Regions from separate parts of the Homo sapiens genome. Here region 2 is linked to region 1. A link is a loop called in an ENCODE intact Hi-C map of the cell type or tissue named here. Cell type or tissue: heart right ventricle. All regions are shown on one strand. Each heading gives the region's core, and the rest is flanking DNA. Links, peaks and the distances in the headings are about the cores only.

Region 1 (8,000 bases), core at 1-8,000:
TGGCAAAAGAAAGTGTGGGTTAATTTCTAATAAACAAATATAATGAGTTGCAAACTCCTAGAAAGATTTAGAAATACTCTTTTAAAAGATAGTTACTGATAACACAAATGGACTATTTAAAAGAGAACCAGGAAAAATAAGGTTAATCATACAAATCTATTAATACCACTGCAAAGTACAACAACCACATAGTTCAGAGGCATATCCAGGGCAAAATGGGGCAGGGAGGTTCGTGATGGGGTGCTAGGTACATCTTCTAACAAATTCAACCCCTGAAAACCCCTTGCCTTTGGATACGTGCACCAATCCTTATTAAGAAATACAATAGGCCAGGCACAGTGGCTCACACCTGTAATCCCAACACTTTGGGGGCCAAGGTGGGTGGATCACAAGGTCAGGAGTTCAAGACCAGCCTGGCCAACATGGTGAAACCCCGTCTCTGCTAAAAATGCAAAAATTAGCCGGGTGTGGTGGCACACGCCTGTAATCCCAGCTACTTAGGAGGCTGAGGCAGAGAATTGCTTAAACCCGGGAGGCAGAGGTTGCAGTGAGCCAAGACTGTGCCACTGCACTCCAGCCTGGGCTACAGGGATCATCTCAAAACAAACAAACAAACAAAAAACCCAAAACGAAAAAAAAAAGAGATACAATTAGTCCATAAGGACCATCTATTTATGTAATTTGTTGAATCAGTCAATGTGTCATGAATTTTTTTAAATTGTGGTAAGATACACATATAAAACTATCTTTACCATATTTAACTGTACAGTTCAGTGATATTATATATGCATTCACAGTGTTATACGACAGATCTCCAGAACTTTTTCATCTTGCAAAAAAAACTAATATTCTATACCCATCAAATAACAACTGTCCATTTTTCCTTTCCCCCAGCCCCTAGTATGACTGTTCTACTCTGTTTCTATGAGTTTCGCTACTTTAGACATCTCATATAAGAGGAATCATACAGTATTTGTCATTTTGAGACTGGCTTATTTCACTTAGCGTAATGTCCTCAAGGCTCATCTATGTAGCATGACAGGACAGCCTTGCTTTGTAAGGATAAATAATATTCCATTATACGTAAATACCACATTTTGTTTACTCATTCACCCACTGATGGACACTTGAGTTGCTTCTACCTTTTGCCTACTGTGAATAATCTGCGATGAATATGAGTGTACGAATATCTCTTTGAGACCCTGCTTTCCTTCTTTTGGATATAGATGCAGAAGTGGGATTGCTGAATCAGATAGTAGTTCTATTTTTAATTATTTGAGGAAATGCCATAGTGTTTTTCAGAGAGGTTGCACCATTTCACAATCCCATCAACAGTGTATAAGGGTTCCAGTTTCTTTACATCCTTGCCAACTGTCTTAGTCCATTCTAGCTGCTATAATAAAAGTGTCATACACTGGTGGTTTATGAACAGTGGAAATTTATTGCTCACAGTTCTGAAGGCTGGGAAGTCCAAGATCAAGGTGCTGGCAGATTCAGTGTCTGATGAGGGCTTGCTCTCTGGTTGAAAGATGACATTTTCTCATCGTGTCCTTACATGGTGGAAGGGGCTAGCTAGCTCTCTGGGGTCTCTTTTATAAGGGCATTAATCCCATTCATGAAGACAGAGGCCTCAAGACCTAATCACCTCTTAAGGGTGCTTAATACTATGTAATGCTTATAATACTATTCCATTGAGGATTAGGTTTCAACATATGAATTTTAGGGGGACACAAACATTCAGACCATAGCACCAACACTTGTTACTTTCTGTTTCGCTTGTTTGTTGTTTTATAGCAGCCATCCTAATGGGTGTGAGGTGATAATTCATTGTGGTTTTGATCTGCATTTCTCTAATGATTACTGATGCTGAACATTTTTCATGGGCTTGTTTTGGCCTCAATGTGTCTTTAAGATTAGTTAGTATTCAGCCCCACGGTAGCAGCACATGCAGCAAAAATAATTACAACCTTTCTTTAGTCTTAAAAATCAGACCCTGTAGCTCTTTTAAAGTTATAACAACAAATACATCCATTCATCCTTTAGGTCAAAAGATTACCTATAAAGTATATTGCAGAAGCAGTTATTCAAATGTATTGGGCCAAAGGCTTCTTTTTACCGCTAAAATAGCTGTCTGTTGTTTTTGTATCCCCAGCATGCATTCTTCGGTTTTCCTTTGGGAGATCACCCCTCCCCCTATTCAGAGCCCATGTGATTCAGACAAGGCTACTTTTCACCTGGCCCACCTCCAGGGGTGAGCAGGTGATTCAGGCCTGGCCTGTCAGCATATCTAATTACTTCTGACCAAAGTAATTAGGTTATGAAAAAGGATGTGATTTAAATTAGTAAAATTTAAGTAAATCCTGGGACTCCTGCTAGAACTAGGAAGGAGGAGCTCTCTTTCCATTAGGGTTATTTATTGTAAGGATCAGAAAAGCCTGATGTGGCCAGGAACCACCAGAGAGATCCTTCCAGAGGAAAACGGAGCTGAGAGGCAGAGGCAGAGACAGGGAGAGACACAGCTAACAATATTGGTTAAGCCCCTGACTCAGTTGTGCTGGAGGCCACTCCTATCCTGGATATTTCAAATCCATGAAGGAATAAGTTATTTACTTTGTTTAAAAGAACCTGAGTTGGGTTTCTGTTATTTGCAACACAAAGAGTTTAATACTCAGCTTAAGAAGTATAATAGCAAACGTAATTCATTTCTTTAACTGCTCATTATCCAAATTTCCCTATCTAATTGCTATGCCATTTTAAAAACTCCACATCTCCTCATTTAACATAGCAATTAACAAATTGGTTTTTTATCTAAATGTTTTATCAGCATCGGCAATATTCAACATAGTTAACCACTGCTTCCTTTGTGAAACATTTGTCTTGGCTTTTATGATCACACCCTTTCCTAGTTTTCCTCCTACATGTGGCAGTTCCTTCTTTGCCTACTCTGATCTTATTCTCTTCAACCTCCTCTTTCCCTTGTTCATTCTTTTACCCTCCCCCAGGCTATGGTCACCAGATCCACAGTTTCAATTGCTATTTAAATATCTGTGAGTCCCAAATCATATCTCTAGCACAGCCTTCTCTGACCTTCAAAGAACCAGAAGGGCTAATTGTTAAATAGTAAATGAGGACAAGTGGAACTGACATCCCTGCTTGAGTGTCTCAAAAACACCTCCAATTCAAACTGTCTGACACCAGGGCGGTGGTCATCACACATGCCTGCTGCCAGGCCTGGCTCGTCTCTAAAGTCCCTAACTTCAGTAAATGAGGCTACCTTCAGTTGAGTTGCATAAACCAGAAACTTCAAAGTTTTCCTTCACTTCTCTTTCCCCCCCTCACTTCTAAAACACCACTAAGTCCGATTGGTTTTTGCTCTTAAATATCTTTTAAATAAATCTATTCCATTGTAGTCCAAGCTGTCATCTTCTTTATTTACTAAAACAGCCTCCTAAGTAGGCTTCATGTATCTTCTTGCCCACTCTTCCTCTTCTCCACAACACTGTGAGAGATACCTTTTAAAAAAATTTTTTTTCTTTGTTTGAGAGATACCTTTTTTATGTAAAAACGTAACTGACTCTGTCACTCCCTTGCTTAGAATTCTTCAATAGCTTCCTATTTCTCTCAAGCTAAAGACTAAATCTTTTATATGACCTACAAAGAAGTGGGAAGGGTGAAGTATATAAACACTTGCATACCTAATTGCTAAATAAAAGACTTGAAGATCATAAACAGCCAAGAAATCATAAAGACATTCTAGGACCTGAAACCTCTTAAGACAGGGGTCTGTGGACACAGAACAAGCCTGTGTCCTAGTGAGGTTCTCTCAACTCCCTCCTCACCTTCCCCAGTACACATTTTGGGATGAATGAAATCGATGGAGTGTTTTACAAAATACTCCAACTTTGGAGCATATAAAAATCCTTTACATGGCTGGACACAGTGGCTCATGCCTGTAATCCCAGCACTTTGGGAGGCCAAGGCCAGCAGATCACCTCCGATCAGGAGTTCAAGACCAGCCTGGCCAACATGGTAAAACCCCATCTCTACTAAAAATAAAAAATAGGCCTGGCATGGTGGCAGGAGCCTGTAATCTCAGCTACTCGGGAGGCTGAGGCGGGAGAATTGCTTGAACCCAGGAGGCAGAGGTTGCAGGGAGCCGAGACTGCTTCATTGCACTTCAGCCTGGGTAACAAGAGTATAAAAATTATTTATAGCTTTATAGCACCTCTCTTTGAGTAAGACTTGGCCCAGAATGCTGTCTTACTTCATAGCATGGAGTACCGCATTCATCAATACAACCTCCAAGGTTCTGCAGACTTATCTCAATTTACTTCTCAGGACTCAGCCTGGGAGCAATCTTATCTCCTTGGGAGATCTTTCCATACCTTGGCTTTGATTTTTACCATTTAACTCTGTGTGAAATTTGTTTCTCTTGTTCTAGACTTTTGAAGATCATAAAAGTTCTTGGTGGGTTATTTTCAGGCTGGTGGCGAGTATCTTTCTAAAACCCCCAGATGCTTAGAACACTAACAATCAGAACCTTAATTTTATTAATAGTTAAAAGCTAGAGGCCAGGCAAGGTGGCTCACACTTATAATTCCAGCACTTTGGGAGGCCGAGGCGGGCAGATCACCTGAGGTCAGGAGTTCGAGACTAGCCTGGCTAACATGGTGAAACCCTGTCTCTACTAAAAATACAAAAATTAGCTGGGCCTGGTGGCAGGTGCTTGTAATCCTAGCTATTGGGGGGCTGTGGCAGGAGAATCACTTGAACCTGGGAGGCGGAGGTTGCAGTGAGCCGAGATTGTGCCATTGCACTCCAGCCTGGGTGACAAGAGCAAAACTCTGTCTCCAAAAAAAAAAAAAGAAAAAGCTAGAGACTGGCCTTCATGTTCAGTTCCTTGTTAGTAAAATGGATTATGCGCAAAATATAAAAGTAGCTATCATGTGCCTTCAACACATCCTATATTCATAAAAGTTAGCCCATATCTTAGTCAGTTGAAGCTGCCATAACAAATACCAGAGACAGGGTGGCTTAAACAACAGATATTTCATTTCTCACATTTCTGGAAGCTGGGAGTTCTGAGATCAGGATACTGGCAGGTTCAGTGTCTGGTGACGGCTTGCTTCCTGGCTTGTAGACAGCTGCCTTCTTGCTGTGTGCTCACACATGGCCTTTCTTCAGTGCATGCACCAAGAGAAGGGAGAGAGATTTCTCTCTCTTCCTGTTCTTATAAAAGCACTAATCTCATCACAGGCTCCACTCTCATGACTTCACCTAAACCTAATTACCTCCCAAAGGCCCCCACTTCCAAACACCATCACTTTGTGGGCTAGGGCTTCAACATATGAATATGGGCAGAGACACAATTCAGGCCCTAAAAGCCCACAAGAGTTGTCTGCCAAAATACCTTGAAAATTTGTAAGCAACATCACCAATACAATAACTGCAGCAACCCGTAAGAATATGGATATTATGTTTGCTGGAATATGTAAACATTTTTATTTTAAAAATAATCATATGATTGTTCTGTTGGAGAAATCTCCCAGACTCCTACCAAAAGATAAAAGATAATACAATAAGTTATTTGGATGTATTAAATATATCTAAAGAAAAAGAAATCTGGCTAGGCATGGTGGCTCATGCCTGTAATCCCAGCACTTTGGGAGGCCAAGGTGGGAGGGTTGCTTGATGCAGGAGTTTGAGACTAGCCTGGGCAACAGAGAGACACCCAATCTCTACAAAACATTAGCCAGGCATTGTGGTGCATGCCTATAGTCTCAGCTACTCTGTAAGGTGAGGCAGGAGGATCACTTGAGTACAGGAGGTTGAGGCTGCAGTAAGCCATGATGGCATCACTGCACTCCAGCCTGGGCAACAGGGCAACAGAGTGAGACCTTGTCTCAAAAAAAAAAAAAAAAAAAATCAGAGTGTTAAAGGCAGTAGTGCCCATTAGAGCACTTTTGAGAAAGGAGTCTTAGCCACTGTACTTAAACTTATGCCAATTACAGCAGATAAATATACCTTCCTGTTTTCTCCTTTTAAAGTATTTTCTTCTAGTCTTTCTTTATATTTTATCATTGTTATTAAAGTATACTTATATTCTGAATTTTGCTGTCTTAACATTATTTTAGCACAAGCGTTTTTTTCAAACTGCTACCTTTTTGTTAGGATTATAATTTTTAATGCCTATCATATAGAACCAACGATTTGTAAAAACCATTACTTTAATGTTGCCCATTATGAATACTTCCACTTTATCCCTATTAGGAATAACATTGTGACAGACATTTTTAAATGTATACTTTTTTTTGTATCTTAAATTATCTTAAGACAGATTTGGAGAAATAGAATTGGGTCAAAGGTTAGAAACTGTGCTGTGGCGGGGGAGGAGCCAAGATGGCCGAATAGGAACAGCTCCGGTCTACAGCTCCCAGCGTGAGCGACGCAGAAGACGGGTGATTTCTGCATTTCCATCTGAGGTACCGGGTTCATCTCACTAGGGAGTGCCAGACAGTGGGCGCAGGCCAGTGGGTGCGCGCACCGTGCGCGAGCCGAAGCAGGGCGCGGCATTGCCTCACCTGGGAAGCGCAAGGGGTCAGGGAGTTCCCTTTCCGAGTCAAAGAAAGGGGTGACGGACGCACCTGGAAAATCGGGTCACTCCCACCCGAATATTGCGCTTTTCAGACCGGCTTAAAAAACGGCGCACCACGAGACTATATCCCACACCTGGCTCGGAGGGTCCTACCCCACGGAGTCTCGCTGATTGCTAGCACAGCAGTCTGAGATCAAACTGCAAGGCAGCAGCGAGGCTGGGGGAGGGGCGCCCGCCATTGCCCAGGCTTGCTTAGGTAAACAAAGCAGCCAGGAAGCTCGAACTGGGTGGAGCCCACCACAGTTCAAGGAGGCCTGCCTGCCACTGTAGGCTTCACCTCTGGGGGCAGGGCACAGACAAACAAAAAGACAGCAGTAACCTCTGCAGACTTAAATGTCCCTGTCTGACAGCTTTGAAGAGAGCAGTGGTTCTCCCAGCACGCAGCTGGAGATCTGAGAACCGGCAGACTGCCTCCTCAAGTGGGTCCCTGACCCCTGACCCCCGAGCAGCCTAACTGGGAGGCACCCCCCAGCAGGGGCACACTGACACCTCACAAGGCAGGGTATTCCAACAGACCTGCAGCTGAGGGTCCTGTTTGTTAGAAGGAAAACTAACAAACAGAAAGGACATCCACACCGAAAACCCATCTGTACATCACCATCATCAAAGACAAAAAGTAGATAAAACCACAAAGATGGGGAAAAAACAGAACAGAAAAACTGGAAACTCTAAAACGCAGAGCGCCTCTCCTCCTCCAAAGGAACGCAGTTCCTCACCAGCAACGGAACAAAGCTGGATGGAGAATGACTTTGACGAGCTGAGAGAAGAAGGCTTCAGACGATCAAATTACTCTGAGCTACGGGAGGACATTCAAACCAAAGGCAAAGAAGTTGAAAACTTTGAAAAAAATTTAGAAGAGTGTATAACTAGAATAACCAATACAGAGAAGTGCTTAAAGGAGCTGATGGAGCTGAAAACCAAGGCTCAAGAACTATGTGAAGAATGCAGAAGCCTCAGGAGCCGATGCGATCAACTGGAAGAAAGGGTATCAGCAATGGAAGATGAAATGAATGAAATGAAGCGAGAAGGGAAGTTTAGAGAAAAAAGAATAAAAAGAAATGAGCAAAGCCTCCAAGAAATATGGGACTATGTGAAAAGACCAAATCTACGTCTGATTGGTGTACCTGAAAGTGATGGGGAGAATGGAACCAAGTTGGAAAACACTCTGTAGGATATTATCCAGGAGAACTTCCCCAATCTAGCAAGGCAGGCCAACGTTCAGATTCAGGAAATACAGAGAACGCCACAAAGATACTCCTCGAGAAGAGCAACTCCAAGGCACATAATTGTCAGATTCACCAAAGTTGAAATAAAGGAAAAAATGTTAAGGGCAGCCAGAGAGAAA
Region 2 (16,519 bases), core at 4,319-12,318, 140 kb after region 1:
TTACCCACAGCTTAACCCAACTCAAGAGGAAGTGAGGAGTGACAGAGAGGGAGGGTGGAAGGGGACTGTATTAGTTTCCTATTGCTGCTGTAACAAAGTGCCACAAACTTGGTGGCATAAAAGAACACACATTTATTCTCTTATAGTTCTGGAGGTCAGAAGCCTGAAATCAGTTTCACTGGGCTGAAATCAAGGTGTTGGCAGAGCCACGCTCCCTCCAGAGGCTCCAGTGCGGAATCTGTTTCCTTGTATCTTCCCACTTCTAGATGTTTTCCTTTGCATTCCTTGGCTCATGGCCCCTTCCTCCATCTTCAAAGCCCTCAGCGCATCATCATGCTTTTGTGGGTACTTTGTCTTCTTGTTCTGGGTCAAACCTCCCTCTGTCTCCCTCTTATAAGGACACCAGTGATTGCAGAGGGCCTACCCAGATAATCCAGGATAATCTTCCCATCTCAAGATCCTTAATCACCTTGGCAAACTTTTATATATTTTTTTGTCAGGCAAAGTAACATTCATAGGTTCCAGGAATTAGGACCTGGTTATCTTTGGGGCCCGTCATTCTGCCTACCACAGGGGCAGATCAGTGCCTTGTGATCACCCCCCAGACAGCTTATATCCAGTCTTCCCAGCTCCCAGCTACCTTCCCCAGTTCAGGAAAACAGCCTCCATGCATATTCATAGATGCAAATAAATGCTGGTATTGGGAAGAGATGTTGTCTGTATCAGAAGTGTCAGGGCTCCAGCCTGGCAACCAAGTGCCCTGTGTTGGGGGTCAGACCATCAGCCCTGGGTATACAGAGAAAGTCGGTGAAGGTCAGTGTTTCAGAGCCAAACCTCTGAGAAGGTCAAAGCAGCCCCATCAGCTGATCACTGCTGGACGCAGCAGGACTTGGAACCAGCACCACCTGGCTGGACCTCCCAGTGGCTCCTCTCCTAGGGTCCCCAGGCAACTTTGTCTGTCTCCCCAGTGAGTGCTGATAGCAGCAGGATCTTCATGTTTATCGCCATCACTGTCCCATCACCAACATGCTGGGCTCAACTGAAGGCCAGAAAGAGATGAACGCTGGACATAGGTTCAGGCTGATAACCAAGAGTCAATGTGGGAGCTCGCCAGGGCCCCAAACAGAGAGCCCTAAAACAGTCCTGGATGGAGGTGGATCTGAGATGGGCATGCATAATTAACCCTGCAGGAAATAGGAGCGAGGAATATTTGTTGGATGAAGTCAGCCTCCAAAGATCGCCTTGAAAATGTGATGGGCAGTGGTTTAAAGTTACCACCATAATCACCAACAACTGACATCTGATCGCTTCCACTGCCATGAATGACATCGCCACCATCACCACCAGCAGAAAGCCCATGGACATGCATGAGCACACAGTGCAGTGGTCAGGAGGGCACTGGTTGGAGGGAAGGCTGAGGGAGCAACAGCAGCCAGACCACCGAGCCGCTTATTTGCCAGTGGAGTTTGGACTTTATCCTAAGGCCAGTGATATTTGTTAGGAGTTTTAAGCAGATATGGCTAGATTTACATTTGAAAAACCACTCTGGTAGCATCATGGATAATGGATTATAGTAGAGCAAGGCTGGAGGCAGAGAGGCCAGTTAGGAGGCTGTTGCCATAGCCTAGGCAAGAAATCATCTGAAGTTGTGTCAGTGCATATGGTAAGAAGTGGACATATTTGAGAGATATTTATGAAGGAGAAATAAGACTTTTGAACTGATGGGATGTTGGGGCAGAGGAAGGAGTCAGGAATAATGCCAGTGTTTCTGGCTTCAGCCACCGGATGATGGTGGTCTCGTTCATTGAGCAGGAAGAGCAGGGGTCTTTGGAGAAGAGTGTGAATGTTTAGACATTTTCAGTGTGTGCTGCTTGTAACACATCCAAGAAGCCAAATAAGCAGGTCTGGAGCCCACAGGAGAGGTCTGGGCTGAAGGCATGAATGGCAACTGAAGCCAAGGGTCTGGCGTTCAGGGAGAGAGACCCCGTGGGGGAAAAAAAGAGCATACAATAGAGTCAGGGATATCACCCACATGTGAGGAGCCAGTAGAAGAGGATGGGACACAAAAGATCCTGAGAACTGGCCAGAGATGTAGAAAGAAAATCAGAAGAGTGTGTGTCCCTGAAGTCAAGGGAAGGGGGTATTTCAAGAAGGGGGAGGTGGTCAGCAGCATGGCATGGTGCTCCAAGGTCAATAAGGAAAGGAAAAAAAGGTGGACTTTGTACTCAGGAGGACATTTGTGGTCTTGCTGAAGACACCATGGGTAGTGAAGCCTGACTGCATGGGCTGAGGAATGAGTGGGAGTTGAGAAAGGAAAGCAAATGAAGCCCACCCTCTTGAGAGGTTTAGATGTGATGGGAAGGAGAGAAAGGGACAGTGAAGTTCAAGGAGGACACTTTTTTTTTTTTTTTGGATAGCAGAGATTTGATCAGAAGGCTGAGATTTGGGGAGAAGTGTTAACTGGTTGCTATTGTTTGAATGTGTCCCCCTGAAGTTTGTGTGTTGGAAACTTAATTGCCATTGTATTAAAAGGTGGGGCCTCTAAGAGGTGATTAGGTCATAGGAGCTACTCCCTCACGAATGGATTAATGCCATTATTGCAGGATTGGGCTCCTGATATGTTTGGTCCCCTTCCTCTCTGTTTCACATGCTTGCCTTTGCCCTCCAGCCCTCCACCACAGGATGACCCTTACCAGATGCTAGTGCCATGCTCTTGGACTTCCCAACCCCCAGAACCATGAGCCAACTAAATCTCTTTTCTTTATAAATTACCCAGTCTGTGGTATTCTGTCATAGCAACACTGTGCAGACTCAGACACTGATGGAACAGAATGAAGACATGGCAGATAAGGAAAACACAGTCAGATTGCCAGGCATAGAGGCACATCAGAGACAATGAACAAATCTGTGCGGCTATGTGATTTTCTCTGGCTGCCTCTCAGGCCTGCTGTAGCTGGTGTGCCTGCAGAGAAGGTCAGAGCTGGAGTTTCTAGGTTGACAGACAAAAAGAACCAAGAGGCAAAGAAATTGAGGACACTGGCAAGATAAGCTTGTGGTGGTAGATATTGGTATCTAAACTGGGAAGGGAAGGGACTGAAGGCGGAAGGGGCGGATGCACAGAACTTGCTATTGTCAAAGGTAAACAAACCTAGACACTAGTTAAAATGGTAAGGACAGATTTTATTCAATGATAACTATTGCAATAGGGAAAAGGGTTCAGCATGAACTGAACTCAACTTCTTCAAAACAAAGGCCAAAAGGCTTTTTTTTTAAAGTGGGATGAGCCAGGCAACAGGCATTGAAGGGCAAAAACAGGAGTTTGCTCTATATGACCAGGCAAGCTAGGTTTGGTGACTGGCACTTATCAAAGTTAAGTGCCCTCCCACAGAGACTGGGAGACAGGGGCCCTCGACTGGAACAAACAATAAATTCTTTTGGCCATCTTGAGCTTTCCCAGGCAGGGACTTTAAAGCACTGGAGTCATCATCTAGTGATGCTGCTTTGAGCTGTTAGAAACGATGCTAGAGTTTTATTAAGTCTCTGGGTGCAAGGGTTCAGGTGGAGTCATTATGTGCTGAGAGTTCTTTTGCAGCTCTCACTGCCCTTGATGAGCAGGTGTAAAGGGAGGGCCCGGAGAGCAGGTGGAAGGAGCAGAGGCTGAGGTCAGCCTAAATCGTAGAGGTAGAGCATCTCTAGGTTGAGGCCATGGGAGTGGATGGCTGGGGGTGAGAAGAAGGCCACTGAAATCAGAAGCCAGGGCCAAGGTTCATGGGGAGCCCCCTCCATGAAGGCGGAAATTCAGTGGGAAAGATGCCTTGGTGACAGCCATGAGGGGACCAGCTGTGGGAGCCTCTGAGGAGCAGGTGGGTGAAGAGGGATTTTGTTTGTTTGTTTGATTTTTTGAGATTGAGTCTCGCTCTGTCCCCCAGGCTAGAGTGCAGTGGCCGGAGTGCAGTGGCTCACTGCAACCTCTGCCTCCCAGGTTCAAGTGATTCTCCTGCCTCAGCCTCCTGAGTAGCTGGGATTACAGGTGCCCACCACCATGCCCAGCTAATTTCTGTATTTTTAGTAGAGACAAGGTTTCACCATGTTGGCCAGGCTGGTCTTGAAGTCCTGACCTTAGGTGATCCGCCTGCCTTGGCCTCCCAAAGTGCTGGAATTACAGGCATGAGCCACTGCGCCCGGCTGGGTGAGGAGTTTTATGGGAAGGTAGAAGAGTGATGGTCTGGGAGGAGCCATGGGGGTCCCCACCTCACTTCCAAACCAAGGAGCATCTGGGAGAATGAGGATCCAACCCTCAAGGACAGCAGGGTGTGAGGGCCTTCTCTGCACAGCTCAAAGTGAGATCCTGAGCACAAGGTGCAAAAACAAACACAGTCCTTGAAATCGTTACAGCTATTCTGTGCTCTCTTAGGGCAGAAAATCATATCCTGCTTATCCCCAACTTAGTGCCTCAGGCAGGGGCAGAGAGAAGATAGAGTTCCAGAAATACCAGAAGTGCCCACGCACTGAAGGAACGCTTCCCGGTAGGTCCCAGCCAATTCAAGTGTGAAGACCCCTTTTTCAATGAAAACATTTTTGACTTTGAACTTCAAGTGTATCTGACACAATAGCAGTTGTGATTAAGAGAGTTGCTCATGGTGAGTGAGGATAGGAGCCCAGACTGGGTCAGACAGAAGTGTCTTCAAACCCTGGCTCTTCCTCTAGCCTTGGGAACTTGGGCAACTCGGTCAGCCTCTTTAAGCCTCAGTTTAATCATCTGTAAAATGGGGAAAATACCACTTACCTGACAGAGCTCTAGTGAGGATTACATGAGCTAATCCATGCTAAGTATTTGGTGTGGTACCTTGCGCAGAGCAAGTGCTCCATAAATGTTAGTTACGATCATGACTATGAATTATCTTACATTTTAAAACAAATTTGTGTTTCGTTCTTCACAAGAGCACTGCACACATGGGGTAGATGGTTGTTCATATGTGTGGGAGGCGCATTACGGATTCAATCAGCTGGCTGTGCCTGGGGAGACTCTGGAGATTCAGAGACCCCTGAGAGTAACTTGGGACCCTCAGTCAGTGCACGTTTGCACTTACCACACTCTAATCTGATCTGTCCCCATGGTAAGCACTATCAAGGAAACTGAGGCCCAGAGAGGGCCAGGAACTCGCCTGTGGACACACAGACATCCGAGGCAGAGCTGGGTGGGCGCCAGCCTCACTCACCTCCCTCTCGCTGTCTTCCCGCGGCAGCTTCAGCCTGCTGGCGTCCCCACAAATGCCTGGGCCTGGCTGGGCCTCTGTGTTTGCTGTGTTGCTGCTGTCACCGCCAACTGCTCTGTCGACCGTGGGAGTGTGGGCCCGGGCTCCAGGAACTGTTGTCCCAACTCTGATTGTGGTTCCAGATTTAGTCACATTTCTGTCCCAGTCCCCATCGCAGTGCCTGTCCCTGTCCCTGTCAGAGTCTCTGTCCCAGCCTCTAACACAGCCTCTGTCACAGCCCCTGTCACAATTCCTGTTACAGTCGCTGTCAGAGTCTCTGTCACAGCCCTTGTCACAGCCCTTGTCACAGCCTCTGTCACAGCCTCTATCACAGCCCCTGTCACAGCCTCTATCACAGTCTCTGTCACAGCCCCTGTCACAGCCTCTATCACAGCCTCTGTCACAGCCTCTCTCACAGTCTCTGTTGCAGTCTCTGTCACAGCCTCTGTCACAGCCTCTATCACAGCCTCTGTCACAGCCTCTGTCACAGCCTCTGTCACAGCCCCTGTCACAGTCTCTATCACAGCCTCTGTCACAGCCTCTGTCACAGCCTCTCTCACAGCCTCTGTCACAGTCCCTGTCACAGTCTCTGTCACAGCCTCTGTCACAGCCTCTATCACAGCCTCTGTCACAGCCTCTATCACAGCCTCTGTCACAGCCTCTGTCACAGCCTCTATCACAGCCTCTGTCACAGCCTCTATCACAGCCTCTATCACGGCCTCTGTCGCAGCCTCTATCACAGCCTCTGTCGCAGCCCCTGTCACAGTCTCTATCACAGCCTCTGTCACAGCCTCTGTCACAGCCTCTGTCACAGCCTCTATCACAGCCTCTGTCACAGCCTCTATCACAGTCTCTGTCACAGCCTCTGTCACAGCCTCTGTCACAGCCTCTATCACAGCCTCTGTCACAGCCTCTGTCACAGCCTCTATCACAACCTCTGTCACAGCCTCTGTCACAGCCTCTATCACAGTCTCTGTCACAGCCTCTATCACAGCCTCTGTCACGGCCTCTGTCACAGTCTCTGTCACAGCCTCTATCACAGCCTCTGTCACAGTCTGTATCACAGCCTCTATCACAGTCTCTATCACAGCCTCTATCACAGCCTCTATCACAGTCTGTATTACAGTCTCTATCACAGCCTCTGTCACAGTATCTATCACAGCCTCTGTCACAGCCTCTGTCACAGTCTCTGTCACAGCCTCTGTCACAGCCTCTACCACAGCCTCTACCACAGCCTCTATCACAGTCTCTGTCACAGCCTCTGTCACAGCCTCTATCACAGCCTCTATCACAGCCTCTGTCACAGCATCTGTCACAGCCTCTATCACAGTCTCTATCACAGCCTCTGTCACAGCCCCTGTCACAGTCTCTATCACAGCCTCTGTCACAGCCTCTATCACAGTCTCTATCACAGCCTCTGTCACAGCCTCTCTCACAGCCTCTATCACAGCCTCTGTCACAGCCTCTATCACAGTCTCTATCACAGCCTCTATCACAGCCTCTATCACAGTCTGCATTACAGTCTCTATCACAGCCTCTGTCACAGTATCTATCACAGCCTCTGTCACAGCCTCTGTCACAGTCTCTGTCACAGCCTCTACCACAGCCTCTGTCACAGCCTCTGTCACAGCCTCTGTCACAGCCTCTATCACAGTCTCTGTCACAGCCTCTGTCACAGCCTCTATCACAGTCTCTGTCACAGCCTCTGTCACAGCCTCTGTCACAGCCTCTATCACAGCCTCTGTCACAGTCTCTGTCACAGTCTCTATCACAGTCTCTATCACAGCCTCTATCACAGTGTGTATTACAGTCTCTATCACAGCCTGTCACAGCCTCTATCACAACCTCTGTCACAGCCCCTGTCACAGCCTCTATCACAGCCTGTCACAGTATCTATCACAGCCTCTATCACAGTCTCTGTCACAGTCTCTATCACAGCGTCTGTTAGAGTCTCTGTCACAGCCCCTGTCACAGTCTCTATCACGGCCTCTGTCATAGTCCCTGTCACAGTCTGTATCACAGACCTTGTCACGGTGTGTATCACAGTCCACACCGCAGTCTCTGTCACAGCCTCCATGACAGCCCCTGTCACCACATCTGTCATAGATTATGTGGCAGTCTCCATTGCCCTCTCCCTGGCTCTGCCTCTTCTCTGGATCCTGCAGGGTGGCCTGGGGCACAGCTCTCATTACACAGTGGAGTGTCTCTTTCTGGAAGGCATCCAGCAGAAGGCTCATGTAATAGCAGGTTACCCTGAGGCATGGGGCTTGTGGGAGGGAGGCTGGGCCTTGGGGCTTGTACAAAGATGTGCTTTGCAGGGAACCAGAGAGAGCAGCTCTCTTAAACTCCAGCCTGGCTGTTGCTCAGTCCCTGTCCCTGTAGCAGTCAGGGGTCCAGGCCCCTGCTTCTGGCAGGATGACTTGTTTCACAGCATTACTTTCATCTTCGCCACCCCACTGTGAGCTTCCAGGGGCAGGGACTGTGTCTTGTTCTTTTCCTGCTCGCTCTGAGCAGAGCTGAGCACAGCGCTGGGCTCCCAGGGCACAACCCAATGGTCCTCGCAAAAGCCTGTCTCCAGTCGCCCTCAGCATTCCTCACGGCTTCCAGAGCCACCCACCCTCATGTCCTCGCGTTCCCCACTCCTTGACCCCCCAGGACTGTGGTCTCCCAGGGTGCTCACCCACTCCAGGGCAGGGGCTTCCCTTTGCTGCTCTCCTGCTCACACTGGGCCCTGCACCTGGCGTGCCCCACCTCCCTGCCTCCACTTCTACAAGTCACACCTGCTTGCATCAAAACTACTTCAGACATGAGCATCTCCCCTGCTCCCTCCTCACGCTTTTCCTCCTCCCCCCTCGGCCCTCTAGCCTCTTGTCCACATCACGTGCTCCTCGTCCCTGGCTTCCTTATGTGAAGTCTTGAGTCTGTCTTATCCTTGCCATAGCCTGGAGATGCCTGGAGATTAGGGACTGGGTCATGTAGCATCAGATAACAGGTACTCCACACGTTGAACAGAGAAAAGGGATCATGTGAAATTGGGGGAGGAAGAAAACATAGATAAGTCGGGGAGAGGACTGAGGGCATGGCAGGGAGGACTGCCTGGGCAAGGCTGGGTGGAGCGGAGGAGCCCAGTGTTAGTGGGGGACTGAGCCAAGTCCAGTCCCTGGGCCATCTCAGGGTCCCAGGAAAAGCCCCAACTCTCCAGCTGTCCACCACCTCTCTTTCTACCACCGCACCCAGCCCCATTTTCAGAGTCTCTTCCCCCCTCTCCCAGTCCATTCTGTCTCTTCCTTCTTTCCCTTCCTGGCGCCTCCAGCCCAAGCTGTGAAACCACCCCAGAGGCCCCTGTCTGAACCCACTTCATCCCTGATATATCGTGAATTCCAGACTTCGAACAGAGGAGTCTGTGGTACTTATTTCTTGGCAGCTCTGCTCAGCTGGCACCTCAGGGCCTCCCCCTCCCAGTGCCTCCCTCTCTGGCCTGGCTCTGAGTCCAGGTGGCCCAGACGTCCTGGAGCCCCAGAAGGACACAGAGACACAGTCCAGACCTGGCTGAGCTGTCAGCACATCTTCCTCCAGGCTCCCCGAGGTGGGAGGGGGAAGAGGTCCCACCCAGTGCCCTGGCAGAGTCCCCAGGGAACAGTCGAGCATCCGGGTTGGTGTGGAGTAGACAGATCAAGGGCAATGCAGCTGGGGCTGGCCTAGAGATGAAAGGGCTTTGGGCTCTGCTGGGGTCCAGGGGCTCACAGGTGGAGTCCTGCACAGAGGCAGGGGATAGAGAAGAGGACAATACAATAGCTCATGCTCCTAGATCCTAAAGAAACCAGGCAGAACTGAAGAGAAAGCAGATGGCAAGCCCAATAGGAAGTTGAGCCTATAGGGGGTCTCTTGTTCACTAACACCTTGATGTGATGGGCATGTGGGCTCCCAGTGCTTTTTTGTAGCAAGTGTCACCTACTGGGGTTGAGGGTACTGGGAGGAGGGGGACCAGAAGGACTGAGTATAATACAGCAGGACTTTCTCTCAGGGCTAGCTTAGGGCAAAGGCTGTTGCAGGTGAATTGAACACCTGCCCCCAGCTCTATCCTTGATGACCCCACTGTGAGAATGCTGCAGGCCTTATCCATGCCCGGCTACTCCATTCACTCTTTCCTCCATAATAAGCATGTGCGCGTGCACACATCCACACACACACACACACACACACACACACACACACACACACACTAACCACTTTCCATTTCCTCCAGGGAACCCAACTTGACTCTACTCAAGAGGATCATTGCCCTGAGCTTCTGAACCACTCCCTTTGACTCTTGATTACAAACCTCTGGGATGATCTTTTGCTGCTTTGACCAGACCAGGTATCGCCCAAGCTAGGGCATATCTCTGCCTTCTTGGCCTCCATCCATGTGTAGCTGTGCACAGGGTTGGGCACCCAAGGGCTTGGTCAACTCTGGCTGGTTGGTTTGTTTCCCGGAACATCTATATCCAGTCTGGTTGCTCCCTGCATGTCCCCTCCCCTTCCACCCTTCCAGTTTCTTAGTTTCTTTTTCTTTCTTTCTTTCTTTCTTTCTTTCTTTCTTTCTTTCTTTCTTTCTTTCTTTCTTTCTCTCTCTCTATCTCTCTCTCTCCCTCCCTCCCTCCCTCTCTCTCTCTCTCTCTCTCCCCCTGCCTCCCTCCCTCCCTCCCTCTCTCTCTTTCTTTCTTTCTTTCTTTTTTTTTTCCAGCTTCTTTATCAGGAAGCCTCAGGACAGAAAACCTGAGGGCATGGTGCTGATTCCAGTATTCTTTCTTGGAGGCCTTGTCTCCAGGTCAGGACTCCCAGCAGGAAGTCTATATGTCCCTGATCCCTGTCCAGCCCTACAGAGCAGACCTGCCTTGGGGCAGAGCAGAAGTGCAGGACTGTATCTACACTGAGCAAAAAGATGAAGTGGCATGTATGTATGGATACCACTTGCCACCACCCCCAGCCTTCTCAGAGGGTTTTGAGCACAGGGTCAACGATGTGGCCCTCTGAGTTAGCAGCTGCCTATATAGCAGGGGTGTCCAATCTTTTGGCTTCCCTGGGCCACACTGGAGGAAGAAGAATTGTCTTGGGCCACACATAAAATATACTAACATTAACAATAGCTGATGAGCTAAAAAAATCGCAAAAAAATCTCATAATGTTTTAAGAAAGTTTACAAGTTTGTGTTGGGCTGCATTCAAAGCTGTCCTGGGCTGCATGTGGTCTGTGGGCTGCGGGTTGAACAAGCTTGCTGTAGAGCTTGGGGCCACAGCAAGGTCCTGTCCCAGAGAGAAGGAAGTCTGCCTTCTGGAGACCCAGCCAGGGCTTGTCAGGGATGGAGAGTTCAAAGGAAGGAATCTTGTATAAAACATCCCTTTCATCCCAACAGAAAGTTTTAAGATGATATGACCTAAATTGGATTCCAAAGGCCAGGAGCCTTCCTCTCCATTGGGTAATGCAGGTTTCATTCCATCATTTCATCATTCAGTGTTTACTGAGAACTTACTACAAATGAGATGCTATGCTAGGTGCATTCATTTTCTCATGTAGTCTTAGCAATAACTTTTGAGGTGCATATCATTAAACCCATTTTACACACGAGGAAGATCGAGGCATACACAGGCAGTAACTGACAGAGAAGTACTTAATTCTCCAGCTTTTGTTTTTCAGTTTCATGCTCTATTGTTTACAACAGGGGTTCCCAGACTTTTGGAACTTATAGATCAATAACATTTCAAAAATGATTTTTCGGAACAAACACAGAACCCAGTGCCAACTTTTTATTTAGCCAACGACATTGAAAAAACAGCATCTTCCAGCACCATGATTTCATAAAAGGGCATTTTAACACAGAGAATGTAGCAAGGATATAACCTTAGAATAAAGACAGCCTTCTAAGAAAGGACAGTTGGCAACCTTAACCTAAAATATCCTACATTGTTCTGTGTGTGTGTGTGTGTGTGTGTGTGTGTGTGTGTGTGTGTGTGTGTGTGTGTTTTCATCTCATTTCAAGCAGAACTGGCCAAAACTTTGGCATTGCAGGCTGTGGGAGCCACTGCCCTACCCCAGAGCTGCCTCTCCAAGCAAGAACAATGCCCTCTGCCCATAAGCAAATAAGCTTCCAGAATTTCCCATCCCCCTCTGCCCATCTAGGTCCCCCACAAATAAGGTCTGAGGTTGATTTATACAATCAGCTACATTCTCCACTTCTACTCCCAGCAGGTCTTCTAACTTTCACTGATATTCAGTGTCCGTTCCAGGGAAGGAAACCCATCCTCCCCAGTCCCCTTCTCTCTTAGACTCAGATGTTTTCTACATTTGCATTCCAGGAATATCCAGGCCCGCTGCAGCACTGCAGCAGCCCATTTGTCTCCAAAGTCCCCTAGTCCCCCACCCATGGTGAGAGCAGCAGGTCTTCTCCATATATTTCAGTCCTGAGACAGGGCCTTCCCCTTGCTGGGGTCCCCAGGGCCTGGCTACCATGTTATCAAAGGAACCAGAGCAGACCCCAGGCCTTCTAGGCAGTGCTGGAAAGGAGAGGGTGTGAGACCCAGGTGGAGCAATGGGGAGATTACAGAATGTGGGAGTCCTATTTATTCTCTCCCCATTCTTTACCTTCTCTCTCCTTCTCCTTCCTCCATCTGTGCCTGCCCCCTACCCCACCTGCATGAGCAGATGGGCAGTAGAGCACAGCCTGCCCTGTGGAGCCCTTGAATTCTAGCTTCACCATTTTCTTGCTATGGGGCATTTGGCAAGCCTCTTGACCTCTCTGTGCTTTAGTTCTCTTGCCTGCAAATGGGAGTAAGAATGTCAGGTTGACTCACGTGAAATTGCCAAAATTTGACAATATTGGGCTCACAAAAATCAAAATTTCATGTGGTTTAACAACAAAAAGGTGTAAACTGTAAAGTGTTAGATATATGTCTCTCATCAAGTCTGGCCCCCTCCTCCAGGAAACCCTCCCTAGCTACTCCAAGGCCAGCAATAGCTCCCTCTGAAATCTCTCATGGTTGGGGACATGATTTAATATACATTTCTTTCCTGTCTTCAGTTTTCCTGCTCTATTTTCATGCCCTATTCCTGAGAATGAGTCTAGCTTCCTCACAACTTGAAGCCCATCAAGGGCAAGACCTGGGGCTGCTCCTCCTCTGTCCCCTGGACTGTTGGCACACCACCAGTGTCCTCCATTAGGGTTTCCACATAAAGGAGGCAGGAGAAGCCAGATCTCATCAGGGTTTATCAAGGGCCTGATTTATCTAATAGTCATTGCTGCACCTAAAGTTGGTCCTAGATGGTCGTGAATGGGTGCCACTAATGAAATTGAGGGCGAGTGAGGTGCTGGTAGGGTGGAATTAAGAGATCCTGACCCCTGGCCGGCCTGTGGCAGCAGTATCCCAGGAAGCAGAATTTTGGTCTTATCCTCCATCTCCTCCAAGCATCCCCTCCAATGCCATTAGCTAACTTCTAGGGTCCCTCACTCATTTGTAGAGTTGAAACTTATTAATCTGCTTTCTGTCCACCCTTGTGTTGGTGGAGAGGTCCCTGAGATAAGGTGGACCTGCTCCACCCTCAGGGCACAGACTGCACTGTGTAATCAGTGCTCAGGGTCACAGGAGCTAATGGGCCATGGGAACCAAAGGCAGGGACATGACCAAGGTTTTGGTGATTAGGAAAGGGTTCCCAGAGGAGGAGATGTCTCTACCATAGGTCATGGGGAAGCCTATATGGGCTGACTTCCTGAGCGGGGTTAAGGCAGACTAACTCCCAGCTAGACAAAGAAGCTCAAAGAAGTGTGTTAAATGGAGGTCTTCCCTCCTGTGGCTGGTAGACCAGGGCAGGCTGGGCTCACAGCTCTTTAAGAACACTTCTTCTCAAGGAGACCCAAGGACACTCAGGGATTAGGCTTCCAGCATCTGTGCAGAGAACTGTCAGCTCAGAGCTGCTCAAAAGTAAAAATGCCAGCTACCAGTGATGTCATCACCCTAGTCATTCCTCTCACTGTGGGAGGTCCTGTGGTCCAGTGGGTAGAGCAGAAGAGCCCCTGCTAGGCTGCCCGCCCCGCATCCTGCTCTCCAAATTCCTACTCTGGATGGAGGAGGCGAAAGTGGTCACATTGGGCTAAGAATGAGAGTAAAAAAATCATTTGAAGAAAAACTTGATGTTATTCCTCAGAGAGATGGCAGAGCCAGGGGACCTTTTTGCCTCCCTCCTGTGAGACTTTGCTGTGTGTCCGCTCCAGCATTAACCTCGGCTCCAGCCTTCTCTGGACAACTCCCCTCCCCTTAATGCCCAATCTGTCCCCCTATCCATTTCTGAGCTAATCTGGGGTATCAGGCTGTCCATGGTGTTGGAGGGGGTAGGGCTATACCTTAGGCTGAGCTAGTGAAATCTGTCCATAAGCCCGGACACTGTACACTGGGAGAGACTGGGAGAGAGGACACACAGTTGGATCCTTGGCGGGGGTTGGGGGGAAGGGGGCTGGGCTGCAGACTGGAAGGGAGTGGGGGCTGTGCAGCTGCTTGGGGGTGCAGGTAGGGGACTGGGTGGAACAGGAACTCACCCAGCGTGGGTCCACATAGTAGGTGTCATAATGTGGATGGGAACACAGGGAGAAGGGGCTCCAAAGCCAGTTCCAGAGTGCTGGGGCGTCCGAGGAACCGGCCCAACCGCTCCCCGCTGCAGCCGGCTTGTCCCTTTCTCGGAACTACCGAGGGAGAGGCGCGTGCGGAGGTCGGCGTTCGGATCTCGCATCCGTCACTGTTGCCGGCGCATTTCCTCGAAGTCTTACCTCGAAGGGCTGGGTCCCACCCGCGCGCCCTGTGCGTGTCTCCCTGTTTCCCCACGCCCTCCTTGCCTGGCTGCTGCGAGGCTTTGCAGGGGAAAGACTGGCGCGGGGTTCGCACCCTGCCCATGTCACAGGAAAACCGTGGGAGCCTCCCCGACGCGGCGCATTTCCGGAAGCCCCCTCTCCAGGAGGGTTGCGGGAAGGCCGGGACTCTGCATCCAGACGAACCCGGTCGCCTCCCAAGAGGAAAGTCGGAGACCCAGCTGAGGGGCAAAAATGCCAGGGAAAGGCGAGCCCAGAGCTTGGTGATGGAGAAATTGGGAAGCCACCCCCCACCCTTCAATCTTAGGATGGGGAATTCGCAACTGAAGCCGGAGCTTCAGACTTGGGGCGCACTCCCAGCTTAGCCCAGGAAAGAGATTTAAGGGCGCAGCAGTGTGGATACCTCTCACCCCGGCCCCGAAGGTCTAGCGAGGGTCTAACCTGGGCCCCTTGCCAGGCCCGCCCCCCGCCCCTTTCCAGCCCCCGGCCCGTGCGCCGCTGCCCCTTTAAGAAGCCCAGGTAGGCAGGCCCGGCTGCTGGAGCCGCTCCTATGGCAACCCGCGAGCTGCGGCGGCTTCATGAATATTCCGGGGCGCGGGAGCCCGAGCGCTGCCGGAGGGCGCTTCGGGGGAGGCGGCCGCTGATGTAAGCCCGGCGGGTCGCTGGGCTCCGCTCGGTTGCGGCGGGAGCCCCGGGACGGGCCGGACGGGCCGGGGCAGAGGAGGCGAGGCGAGCTCGCGGGTGGCCAGCCACAAAGCCCGGGCGGCGAGACAGACGGACAGCCAGCCCTCCCGCGGGACGCACGCCCGGGACCCGCGCGGGCCGTGCGCTCTGCACTCCGGAGCGGTTCCCTGAGCGCCGCGGCCGCAGAGCCTCTCCGGCCGGCGCCCATTGTTCCCCGCGGGGGCGGGGCGCCTGGAGCCGGGCGGCGCGCCGCGCCCCTGAACGCCAGAGGGAGGGAGGGAGGCAAGAAGGGAGCGCGGGGTCCCCGCGCCCAGCCGGGCCCGGGAGGAGGTGTAGCGCGGCGAGCCCGGGGACTCGGAGCGGGACTAGGATCCTCCCCGCGGCGCGCAGCCTGCCCAAGCATGGGCGCCTGAGGCTGCCCCCACGCCGGCGGCAAAGGACGCGTCCCCACGGGCGGACTGACCGGCGGGCGGACCTGGAGCCCGTCCGCGGCGCCGCGCTCCTGCCCCCGGCCCGGTCCGACCCCGGCCCCTGGCGCCATGGACAAGCTGCCGCCGTCCATGCGCAAGCGGCTCTACAGCCTCCCGCAGCAGGTGGGGGCCAAGGCGTGGATCATGGACGAGGAAGAGGACGCCGAGGAGGAGGGGGCCGGGGGCCGCCAAGACCCCAGCCGCAGGAGCATCCGGCTGCGGCCACTGCCCTCGCCCTCCCCCTCGGCGGCCGCGGGTGGCACGGAGTCCCGGAGCTCGGCCCTCGGGGCAGCGGACAGCGAAGGGCCGGCCCGCGGCGCGGGCAAGTCCAGCACGAACGGCGACTGCAGGCGCTTCCGCGGGAGCCTGGCCTCGCTGGGCAGCCGGGGCGGCGGCAGCGGCGGCACGGGGAGCGGCAGCAGTCACGGACACCTGCATGACTCCGCGGAGGAGCGGCGGCTCATCGCCGAGGGCGACGCGTCCCCCGGCGAGGACAGGACGCCCCCAGGCCTGGCGGCCGAGCCCGAGCGCCCCGGCGCCTCGGCGCAGCCCGCAGCCTCGCCGCCGCCGCCCCAGCAGCCACCGCAGCCGGCCTCCGCCTCCTGCGAGCAGCCCTCGGTGGACACCGCTATCAAAGTGGAGGGAGGCGCGGCTGCCGGCGACCAGATCCTCCCGGAGGCCGAGGTGCGCCTGGGCCAGGCCGGCTTCATGCAGCGCCAGTTCGGGGCCATGCTCCAACCCGGGGTCAACAAATTCTCCCTAAGGATGTTCGGCAGCCAGAAAGCCGTGGAGCGCGAACAGGAGAGGGTCAAGTCGGCCGGATTTTGGATTATCCACCCCTACAGTGACTTCAGGTAAGGGGCCACAGCGATGATCCTGTGGGTGCCCTGCGCGGTGGCAGGCATGCCTCCTCCTGACCCTGCCTCCCAGCCGGAGTTAACTTTCCTGCCTTGCGCTGGGAGCTCCAAGAGAGGCAGGGCGCCTCTAGGCTCCGAGACACCCCCAGGCCCCCTCCTGCACCGCGCTGGGGGAACTTTCCTCTGGGTTCAGTCACTGGTCTTCTCGGGTCTGGGCTGCATTGGAGACAGAATGAAAAGGTGTTCTGAGCCTGGCCTACCCCTGCCGGCAGCCAGGATAGGGCTCTGCCACCTTAAGCCACATATTCCTCCTCCCCCTTCAAGGCTGCAGAGTCAGGATGGCCATCCTAGAGGCAGCTCCGGGTCATTCAGCCTGCAGAGCAGGGCCGTGAAGAGAGACAGACCTCTTAGCAACGGGCC

Evidence for each region. A loop is a pair of places that touch in the nucleus more often than their neighbours do. Peaks named below come from ENCODE experiments on the same cell type or tissue, not always from the same donor. Only the 100,000 strongest peaks of a DNase experiment are listed, where the experiment ranks them.
Region 2: a loop joins it to region 1, with 4 times the contacts of the local background. A loop is called at or near these places in 9 of 110 quality-filtered maps.

The regions. Positions count from the first base shown.
Region 1 is chr15:73,512,855-73,520,854 of GRCh38, reverse strand. All of the region lies in intron 2 of REC114 (REC114 meiotic recombination protein), which reads right to left. Among named protein-coding and RNA genes, the nearest start is that of NPTN-IT1, 53 kb to the left of the region's middle. In heart right ventricle, for the core only: no CTCF peak of the experiment used is centred there; no DNase peak of the experiment used is centred there; H3K27ac peaks cover 2,384 bases.
Region 2 is chr15:73,367,063-73,383,581 of GRCh38, reverse strand. LOC124903571 (serine-aspartate repeat-containing protein I-like) reads right to left here and starts at 7,492. Exons shown (of 3, transcript XM_047433430.1): 1 at 7,134-7,492; 2 at 5,220-7,044. The coding sequence starts at 7,492. HCN4 (hyperpolarization activated cyclic nucleotide gated potassium channel 4) reads left to right here and starts at 14,624. Exons shown (of 8, transcript NM_005477.3): 1 at 14,624-16,096. The coding sequence starts at 15,312. RefSeq lists an enhancer at 5,065-9,317. In heart right ventricle, for the core only: no CTCF peak of the experiment used is centred there; DNase peaks (open chromatin) are centred at 7,507 and 8,811; H3K27ac peaks cover 2,054 bases; H3K27me3 peaks cover 195 bases.